Linked DNA regions of Homo sapiens: region 2 is linked to region 1. Evidence: read pairs that join two places in POLR2A ChIA-PET (ENCODE). Cell type or tissue: PC-3. All regions are shown on one strand.

Region 1 (5,000 bases):
AGAGGGTCTCACTCTGTCACCCAGGCTGGAGTGCAGTGGTACAATCATGGCTCACTGAAGCCTTGATCTGCTAGGCTCAAGGAATCCTCCCACCTCACCCTCCTGAGTAGCTACGGGTACAGTCACGCACCATGGGCTTCAAGACTCTGTTTTTAAGAATTATAATTCTTAAAAGTCCACATGTATGCTGAATGTGGTAGGCCCCTCTGGGATGAACACCTACTTCAAGTTACAGGGAATTTCTTAACTTTTCTCTCCATTGTTGACCCTTTTATATACTCTCTCTGGCATATCTCAAACCAGGGAGGAAGAGTAGTACATTGTGATATTGATGATTCATGCAGGAAGTCCCTCCCTACCAGGGCCGAAGTTAAATGGCTCTGCCCTCCTCAGCACCCCTGGAAGTCAGGGAAACTTCAATTGGGACTGATCCTCAAACCATGCCATAGACTAAAGATGAACCAGTATTTCTGTATGTCCTTGTTTCAGAAAAGGGAATGGCTGCTGTTAGCCAAGGGGGAACCACCGGGCCCAGGACACAGCCAGAGAATTCCTGCCAGCACCTTCTATGTGATCATGCCGTCACACTCCCTCACACTGCTGGTAAAGGCGGTGGCCACGCGGGAACTGATGCTGCCCAGCACCTTCCCCCTGCTACCTGAGGACCCACATGATGATAGCCTTAAGAATGTGGAGGCAAGTGGAGCCCAGATCTCATGGGACAGATCTAGAAGCGAATGGAGTTTGAGAAAGGGATGAGGGAGAGGAGTGAGCCCATGAGGGAATGGATGCGGAGCTGAAGGAGTGTGGTAAGAGAGTAAGAAGAGAAAGCAAGGATAGGCAATTATGCCAGAAGAAGGAAGTAAACACTTAGATTATGGCAGCAGGGTAAGGAGTGAAATAGAATGGAGGGAAATGAGGTTTGAGAACAAAAAACTGGGAGAGAAAAGGGATATTGGCATCAGTGATGACTGGGAATTAGAGCCATCCTGGAGGACACACGACATGCACACGGACCTGAAATCTGAGGAATGGGTGGCTGTGAAGGAGAAAAGGGAGCATCACAGAGTGGAAACCTGATGTCAGGCCAGGGCACAGGGAGGCAGGGGAGGAAGCCACAACACCAGCAGGTCCAGCTCCTGGGGATGCACTGGACGCTTGTTTGGTTTGGTTTTGTCTTTGCGCAGACTGGTTCTCCTGCCCCCACCTCCTCCCCAGAGAGGAGATTGTGAAGTTAGACAAGGGAGAGCAGAACTTTGGGAGGGAAAGGAAAGAAGACACAGTGGAAAGCAGAAGAAAAAAGAAGGGAGAAGGGAATAAAAGGAGACCCAAAAAATCAGCCTTTGTATGGGTTTTCGTGTCTTTGTGTGTTTTTGTGCCCGAGTGTGTCTGTGGTTGGGTCTCTAAATTGGTGGCAGTGGGTGTAGATGCGCCTGTGCACATCTGTGTGCTGGTGTGTTCTTAGGGGTCTGTCTGCATTGCACGTGTGCATATGTGTATACCTGTGTTTGCGCTCATTTATGTTTGTTGAGAAAAGGCAGCCAATGTAGGTGCCCAAAATAGGAAGGGCTTCAAGATGAGATGTGATAGATGCAGATGCAGAGGAGCAAACAACTCTGAAAGCCATTTTTACCTCCTTCTTTTTCTTCTTCTCCTCCTCCTCCTCCTCCTCCTCCTCCTTCTCCTCCTCCTCCTTCTCCTCCTCCTCCTCCTTCTCCTCCTCCTCCTTCTCCTCCTCCTCCTTCTCCTCCTCCTCCTTCTCCTCCTCCTTCTCCTCCTCCTCCTTCTCCTCCTCCTCCTTCTCCTCCTCCTCCTTCTCCTTCTCCTCCTCCTCCTCCTCCTCCTCCTCCCCTCCTCCTCCACCTGTTTCTCCTCCTTCTCCTTTTCCTCTTCCTGGGATCTGGATTCTCTATATTTGCTCTGCTAGTCTCCCCAGGCTAAGAGTGGGAGGGCTGGCTCTGGGTAGGGAGAACTGGAACCACGTCGCTGCTGGCTCGCTAGCTTAAATGCAGCAAGGACAAGGCCTGGGATTGTGCTCTTGGCTTGGCGGCCACAGAGACACAGAGAGAGGTGGGCACAAGTGGCCATGGCCTGCTCAGTGTCTCACTTTGGGGCCAGTGGTTCCTGGCACAGGATGTTGTGGCCGGAAAACCTGACTGCACAGGAATGTTGTGCTCCTGTATCCCCTCCTCCCTTTCCATTCAGCTCAGCTCACCTCTAGGCTGAGAACTCCATGTACTCGCCTTGCAGGCTGTGAGCACCCTGCCCTGCAGGGTAGCCCACTGACACACCCTCCCTCCATGCTCACAGTGGATCCCTTGTAGCATTCATGTGCGCCGGCCCCCTCAGAACCCCTGGACATGCATCTTGGGGCCAGAGTGTTCAGTGTTCCTAACCACTTAGGGTTGTTCCTACTTCTCCTATCCATGCCTGGCCCTTACATCACAAGCACTGGACCTCAGGCCAGAACACCCAGGGGGACAGCATCTATTTCACAGCCTTCATGGCAGCCCTGGGGTTTCACACTTCCTCCAGCCCCTCACACTCCTGGATCGCTACCTGACATCTTGTGTTCTGTGATCTTAAGTTCCCTAGTGAGGCCCCTCCTCTCTTTTCCTCAGAGCATGCTGGACAGCCTGGAGCTGGAGCCCACCTACAACCCCTTGCATGTTCAAAGCCACCTGTACTCACACCTGAGCAGCATCTATGCCAAGCCTCAGGGGCGGCTCCACCCACACTGGGAGAGCCGAGCTCCGAGAAAGGTACCGCTCCCCTCCTTCCCTCCTCTTCCTTACTTCCCCTCCCTCCCCTTCATGCCCAGAGTCCTAGAAAACCCTCCTCCCCCATCCCAACACCGCCCCCATCCAAGGGAGTAGCCTTCCTCCAGGATCCACCCCTGGTGGAGGGGAAAATTAGAACCCTTACTGGGTAGGGAGGCCTGTTTGCTAGGGCATTTACATATAATAATGTTCAGGTGTTTTAATTGTAGTGTTTATGATAGCTCATTAAACAGACCATTGTCCCATTAAGCAAACTGGCTACACAGGAACTATAACCACAGTCCTCGTGAAAGAAAAGGCTGAAGGAAAGGTGGGAAAAGAAATGCCCAAGGGATGGGAAATTAATATTTATAGAGCACCAGTCATTTGCCAGGTTTTATGATAAGTGCTTGCTTATATGTTTTTCTCATTTAATCCTCACAGCATCCCTGCAAGGTAAGTGTTTGCTCATTTACAGATGAGGAAAGGAGGCTGACCAAGATTAGTAACTTGAGAGGACTCCCATGACTATCTGGGGTTGAAGACAGTTGGGGTTGAAGAGGGAAGAGTGATTGAGGATAGAGAAATATTTTTATGAAACCCGTGTTCTATATAATATTTGGGCTTCCTTTTGCCCTTATTAACTTTTTCTCAGTTTCTTAGTAACACAGCCTTTAGAAAAATTCTCATTTTAGGCCGGGCACGGTGGCTTATGCCTATAATTCCGGCACTTTGGAAGGCCGAGGCAGGTGGATCGCTTGAGCTCAGGAGTTTGAGACCAGCCTGGGCAACATGGCAAAACCTCGTCTCTACAAAAATACAAAAAAAATTAGCCAGGAGTGGTAGTGCACACTGTAGTCCCAGCTACTTGGGAGGCTAAGGTCGGGGGATTGCTTGAGCCCAGGAGGTCAAGGCTGCAGTGAGCCAAGATTGTGCCACTGCACTCCAGCTTGGGTAACAGAGCAAGATCCTGTCAAAAAAAAAAAAAATTCATTTTGTCTTAGCTAAAATTACAGAAGGACGTTTCCAAACCAGAGGTAGGAGCAGAGGCTACCACAAGTTAGCTGCTAGGCAAGCTGCCAGAGGTAGGACACCAGGCAAGGAGACAGGCACTGTGGAGGCTGGGCTTAAGGGACTCCAGATCACTGTCCTCGGCCTTGAGGCTGTCACTCCAGGGAATGAACTTAGGAAAGAGTTAGGACAGGAAGCCCAACAGAGAATGGGATAGGTGCTCAGAAACTCTGATCTTCAGAGAAGGCTCTGGTTGCTCTCTTTGCAGACTGGGCAGTTGCAGACCAACCGAGCTCGAGCTACTGTGGCCCCCCTGCCTATGACTCCTGTCCCAGGCAGAGCCTCCAAGATGCCAGCAGCCAGCAAATCTTCCTCAGATGCCTTCTTCCTGCCTTCAGAGTGGGAGAAGGATCCCTCAAGGCCCTAAGTCACCAGCACCAGAGCCCAGCTGCCCAGCTTAACCATATCCATGCTCAGGTTCACATAATGGCTATCTGTGGTCAGACTTGCTCTCTATCCGCCTGAGCCTCTGTGAGTGAGGGCTGACTGGGAAACAACAGCCTTCCTGTCCTGTTTCAGTGCTGTCCCACTCCTCAAGTCTGGAAGCGACACACCCGAGCCTGTCCTTTCTCCAGCAAGGACTTTCATTTTCTTTAGAATCATTTGCTACTGTTTACACAGGTGAAGATTAAACACCCAGTAAGCTTCTACCATTGTTAGGAGCATTCATAACTCAGAATTTCTTCTTGTAGCTCTGTGTAAGCAGGTGGATGAGGTCAGATCACCTTTGGTAAACTGGACCTCAGGAACAAGGATGAGGTTTTGAAAGCTCATAAAAGACAAGTAAGATTGAAATCCAAGCCTCATTTCAGAGCCTGTGCCCTTCCCACTACACCACCAGGCTTCAGCCTCCAAAGAGACAAGTGCTTGGTACCTACATGCAAAGTGTGTGTGCTGGGGGGTGGGAGGGCTGCCCAGAACAGGGGAGAGGATGGTGTAAAAAAAGACCTACTCCTTTCCTGTTACCCTCTCCCCACATGTACCAACCTTCCTGTTGCTCCCTCCATCCACAGAATAATAGCTACCATTTATAAAATGTTTACTCTGGGCTGGGAGCAGTGGCTCACACCTGTAATCCCAACACTTTGAGAGGCTGAGGTGGGATGATCACTTGAGGCCAGGAGTTCGAGACCAGCCTGAGCAACACTGTGAGACCCCCCCGCCATCTCT
Region 2 (5,000 bases), 300 kb before region 1:
TGGAATGCACCACTCTGGTGCTCTTTTTACCCAGGAAGTGTTTCTTAAGCTCAAAATACGTGCCAGTCACAGAGAGGTGTAATTAGCCCCACAGATGTGAAACCACTCTTCAAAGGGTTAAAACATGATTATGTTTCAATATTGTGTAAGCTCTGAGCATGTTCAGCTTTTTAGGCAGGCAGACCTGGGTTCAAATCCCACTCTAACATGCATTAGCCATGTGGCTTTGGGCAATTTATTAGAAATCTGACACTCAGATTTCATCATCTGTTTTAAAAGGGTAACGATAACCTCCTTCTAGTCAGCACCTCCCTCCACAACCCAGAACAAGAACACAGGAAAACACACACATATACACGCACACATACACACACGCACCTTGTCAAGATTCAGTGCAAGGAAGTGTAAGGCGTTTGGCACAACGCCTGACAATGTAAGTGCCATCTGCTGTACTGAGGCTATCTATCAGTACAATCTTCAATTTATATCGCCTGGACTACGTAAGTACCCCAATTAACTTGCTGTGTGCTAGCTCTGGATGTATGTCTCCGCTGTACAGTTGTTAATATAATGCAGAGCAACCAAGATAAGGGCTTCCTTCAGGTTTAACCAGCTTCCATGCAACGTATCACCAGCCCGGTCTCCCTTTATCACATCATGTGCTTGCATTATATGGCCCGATATCTCTAATTGTTTTGTCTACATGGGCCTTATCTCCCCAGCACAACTTTCACTCTTTAAAGGGCACGAGGCAGCTTAGCACACTGCTGCTGCACAGAGGACCAAGCCTCGGAGAGGACTGTTGAATGAGCTGAACAGCTAGGCCTAGGTTAGTAAGAGAAGAATCCACACATTGTGCTAGCAGCACAGCACCAATGTGCCACTGGTGGTGTGCTTAAAAGCCCAGGCATTAGCAATTTGGCTGGCCAAGTTCCAATCCCAATGCTGCCACTTGCTCACTGTGACTTTGGGCAAGTTGCCTAATTGCTCCAAATCTATTGCCTTTTTCTGTAAAGTGAAGTTCAGCGTACCTACCACTGGATGACTGTAAGAAATGATGAGATAGCTCAAACACAGCGTTCAGCACAGTACCTGGCACTAACGATGTCTACAATTTTTATCATCATCATCATCACCGTCACCATCAGCATCATGGTTCCCTGCTCTCTAGAGGGTTTAAGTCTGGCTAGAGGATGGAGGTATACTTACCTGTGAACATAATTCACAATTCCGAGGTGAAGAAGAGTCAAATGATCGATCTGACACTGCCTTACCCTCACTCTGTCTCATAAGGCATAGTTATAACCAAACGATCTTGCCAAGACAAGGGTGATAAAGGCACCACAGTTACTTCATTTCTAAGTTAGAACATGCGGCTGGCACATTTTCAGTTGGGTTGTACTTGAGCTTCTTATTGGAATGATACAAAGCCAACTCGTATTTAGGATCCATTTAAAAAGATAATCATCTGATTTTCCCTAGAAACTTTGGTTCAGCAGTACAAGCCAATGTAAACTGTGAATCTTATGGCCGTGGAGTCAGGACTATCTATGCTTACATCCCAACTGTCACCATCTGCCCACAGGTGACCTTGGCAGCCATCAATCCTTTTTTAGCCTTGGTTGCCTCATTTTTAAAGTGAGAATGACTCTCTTGTAAAGTTTTTGTGGAGAGTAAAACAGATTTATGTAAATGGCCTAGTACAGACACCATGGGTGCTCATTAAATGCTATCAATTCTTCCTGCATTCCCTTTTTTTTTTTTTCGGAGTCTCACTCTGTCGCCCAGGCTGGAGTGCAGCAGCATGATCTCAGCTCACTGCAACCTCTGCCTCCCAGATTCAAGCGATTCTCGTGTCTCAGCCCCCCAGTAGCTGGGATTACAGGTCCATGCCACCACAACCGGCTAATTTTTTATATTTTTAGTAGAGATGGGGTTTCAACATGTTGGCCAGGCTGGTCCTGACCTCAAGTGATCCACCCACCTTGGCCTCCCAAAGTGTTAGGATTACAGGCGTAAGCCACCGTGCCCGACCCCTGCATTCCCTTTTAAAATGGAACTGTCCTCTGAAAGCCAGGCCCCTATGTGTGGCCCCTATGTGTGTGGTGGGGCCCCTGACAGAACTGCGTTAGGGCTGGTACCACAGTCACACGCAGGGTTGTGGCACAGATTAGGGCTGCCTACAGAGAGGTCAAGATGGTGTGTTTCCTAGCAAACGCAAATGAATGCTTTCTTTAATTAACTCTCCACTGAAAAAAAGAAACAAGGACATACAGACAACAAATGCTATTGAGGATATGGAGCAGGCAGAGCTCTCATACATTATTAGTGGGAGTATAAATGGTTCAACAATTTGGGGGAAATGTCTGGCAGTTTCTAAAAATTAAACATATACCAAATTCTATGAATGACCCAGTAATTCCACTCCTAGTTGTTTATACAAGGAACTAAAAACGTGTCCACAAAAGGGCTTGTGCAATAATGTTCATAGCAGCTTTACTCAAATAGCCAAAAACTGGAAACTGCCCGGGTGTCCATCAATATTCATATCAGATTCTAATCATACCATGGAATCAGCAGCCAAAAGGAACGAGACACTGATAGACACAACACAGATAAATCCCACATTATGACAAATAAAAAAAGACTTGCATAAAAAACAAATACTGTGTGAGTCGATTTATATGTGAAGTTCTGGAACAGGCAAAACTCACATATGTGGAAAATAGTAGAATGTGATTGCCTCTGGGGGGATCAGGTACAGGGATTGACTGGGAAGGGGCTCAAGGTAACTTTCTGGGGTGATGGTAATGTTCTGTATCTTGATGGAGGTTTTTTTTAGTTGTTTAAATTTATGAGGTGCAAACATAATTTTGTTACATGGATATACTGCACAATGGTGAAGTGAGGGCTTTTAGTGTATCCAACACCCACTACATCCGTTAAGTAATTTCTCATCATCCACACCACCCCCCACCCTCCTACCCTCATGCCCCCCACCCTCCTACCCTCACCCTTCCAAGTCTCCATGGTCTATCATTCCACTTTCTATGTCCATGTGGACACACTGTTTAGCTCCCACTTATAAGTGAAAACGTGCGGTATTTGTCTGTTTTGGAGCTGTTTCACTTAAAATAACAGCCTCCAGTTCCATCCATGATGCTGCAAAATACATTATTTCATTCTATTTTAAGACTGAACAGTATTCTATTATGTATATATACCACAGTTTCTTTATCCAATCATCTGTCCATTGATGGGCATCGACTCCACATCTTTGCTATTGTGAATGGTGCTGTGATAAACATACAAGTGCAGGCATCTTTTTGGTATGATTTCTTTTCCTTTGGGTAGATACTCAATAGTGAGATTGCTGGATGGAATGGCAGTTCTATTTTTAGTTCTTTGAGAAATCTCCATACTGTTTTCCATAGAGGATGTACTTATTTACATTCCCACCAACAGTGTATAAGCATTCCCTTTTCTGATGGAGGTTGTATTAAACAGGTGTATTTGTCAATTCATCAGATAATACTCTTTTTTTTTGAGATGGAGTCTCGCTCTGTGGCCCAGGCTGGAATGCTCTGCCTCCCGGGTTCACACCATTCTTCCTGCTTCAGCCGCCTGCCACCACGCCTGGCTAATTTTTTGTATTTTTAGTAGAGACAGGGTTTCACCGTGTTAGCCAGGATGATCTCGATCTCCTGACCTTGTGATCTGCCCGCCTCAGCCTCCCAAAGTGCTGGGATTGCAGGCATGAGACACCATGCCCGGCCTTCTATTTATTTTTTTATCAGATAATACTCTTAAGATTTATTTCACTTCATCTAGATCTTACATCACAAGAAAATACAGCAAATATTGAACTCTAGTTACTATGTAAGTATACGTCTGAACCCTAAAACTTCAGCATACATAGTAACTAGAGTTCAGTATTAGTATTTACTATACTTTCTCAGCAATTTATGTTTTGTAATGCATCAATTATAACAAGCTGGACTGATGGATAGAAGGATTGGGGGGTTGATAAAGCAAACCAAGTAAAATATAGATGACCACTATAGAATTCTTTCAACTTCTTAAAACTGTTTGGGAAAGAAGCAAAACGACAAATAGAGACCATTTTTAATGTATTCTGGCTGACACCAAATTCAGTCATTGAGTAAGACATTCCTGGACCGTTTATGTCTATTGCACTTTTAATTATGCCAACTGTGTTTCTTCACACTGTGTAGGCCACACAACCTATGAAGCACAGGTACTTCACGATTTACCTTGAACATTTCACCCCTACGGGGTTCAGTGGCTACTGACATTCCCTGCCTTCTCACACAAGAGCCCATAAGCCGTGATGGGGAGGCCTCCACCACAAATAAATGGCCTGAAACTTTCTGGTTTCTCCACATTTTCTAATAGGACTTTGATTACAATTAGATAATTGGAGCTGGTATAAGAGCTGGGGCCTGGTCTTCACTCCAAAATGCAGGGCCCCTGGTGATGGGGATGAACCCTCACACCTGCTCCCTTGATGCCAATCTTCCAAAATTAAAACCTGGGAGTCTTACACACCTTTTCTTAGTAAATTTGGCAATGAGAGTGCCTTTTGCAGTGGTGGTTTGTGGCTGCAGGAGTGTTTGTAACACATGTGAGAAAGTCACATATCTGATTCTCCCTTAATTCTCAGAAAACCGATCCCCCTGAAGTTTCCCCTTTTCACAAATGAGGAAATAGAGGATCACATCATAAATCGCTCTGAAGCACACAGCTTGAATTCAAACCCATTTGAACCTATAATTCTGATTCTCACCTCTCACCCCACACTGTCCTGAAACTACATATTTCGTGCCAGCAAGAAAGGAAATGCTCATCTAGAATCAAACTGGGCCAAGGATCATTTAAGGCAGTGGCTTTCAAACTGCAAAGTGAAAAACATTTAGCAGGTTCTGACTAGCAACTTTCTTAAAGAATAGAAGACAAACCCAACTTCATCATGTTTAAGA

The links. Peaks named below come from ENCODE experiments on the same cell type or tissue, not always from the same donor. Only the 100,000 strongest peaks of a DNase experiment are listed, where the experiment ranks them.
Region 2: POLR2A ChIA-PET joins it to region 1 with 5 read pairs; 2 of 35 experiments call an interaction of 5 or more read pairs at or near these places.

The regions. Positions count from the first base shown.
Region 1 is chr2:74,557,913-74,562,912 of GRCh38, reverse strand. M1AP (meiosis 1 associated protein) reads left to right here. Exons shown (of 11, transcript NM_001321739.2): 8 at 490-696; 9 at 2,622-2,762; 10 at 3,204-3,215; 11 at 4,039-5,000. The coding sequence ends at 4,197. Among named protein-coding and RNA genes, the nearest start is that of DOK1, 5.7 kb to the right of the region's middle. In PC-3, no CTCF peak of the experiment used is centred here; a DNase peak (open chromatin) is centred at 2,182.
Region 2 is chr2:74,858,181-74,863,180 of GRCh38, reverse strand. The region is part of intron 2 of HK2 (hexokinase 2); the gene reads right to left. Among named protein-coding and RNA genes, the nearest start is that of HK2, 27 kb to the right of the region's middle. In PC-3, no CTCF peak of the experiment used is centred here; no DNase peak of the experiment used is centred here.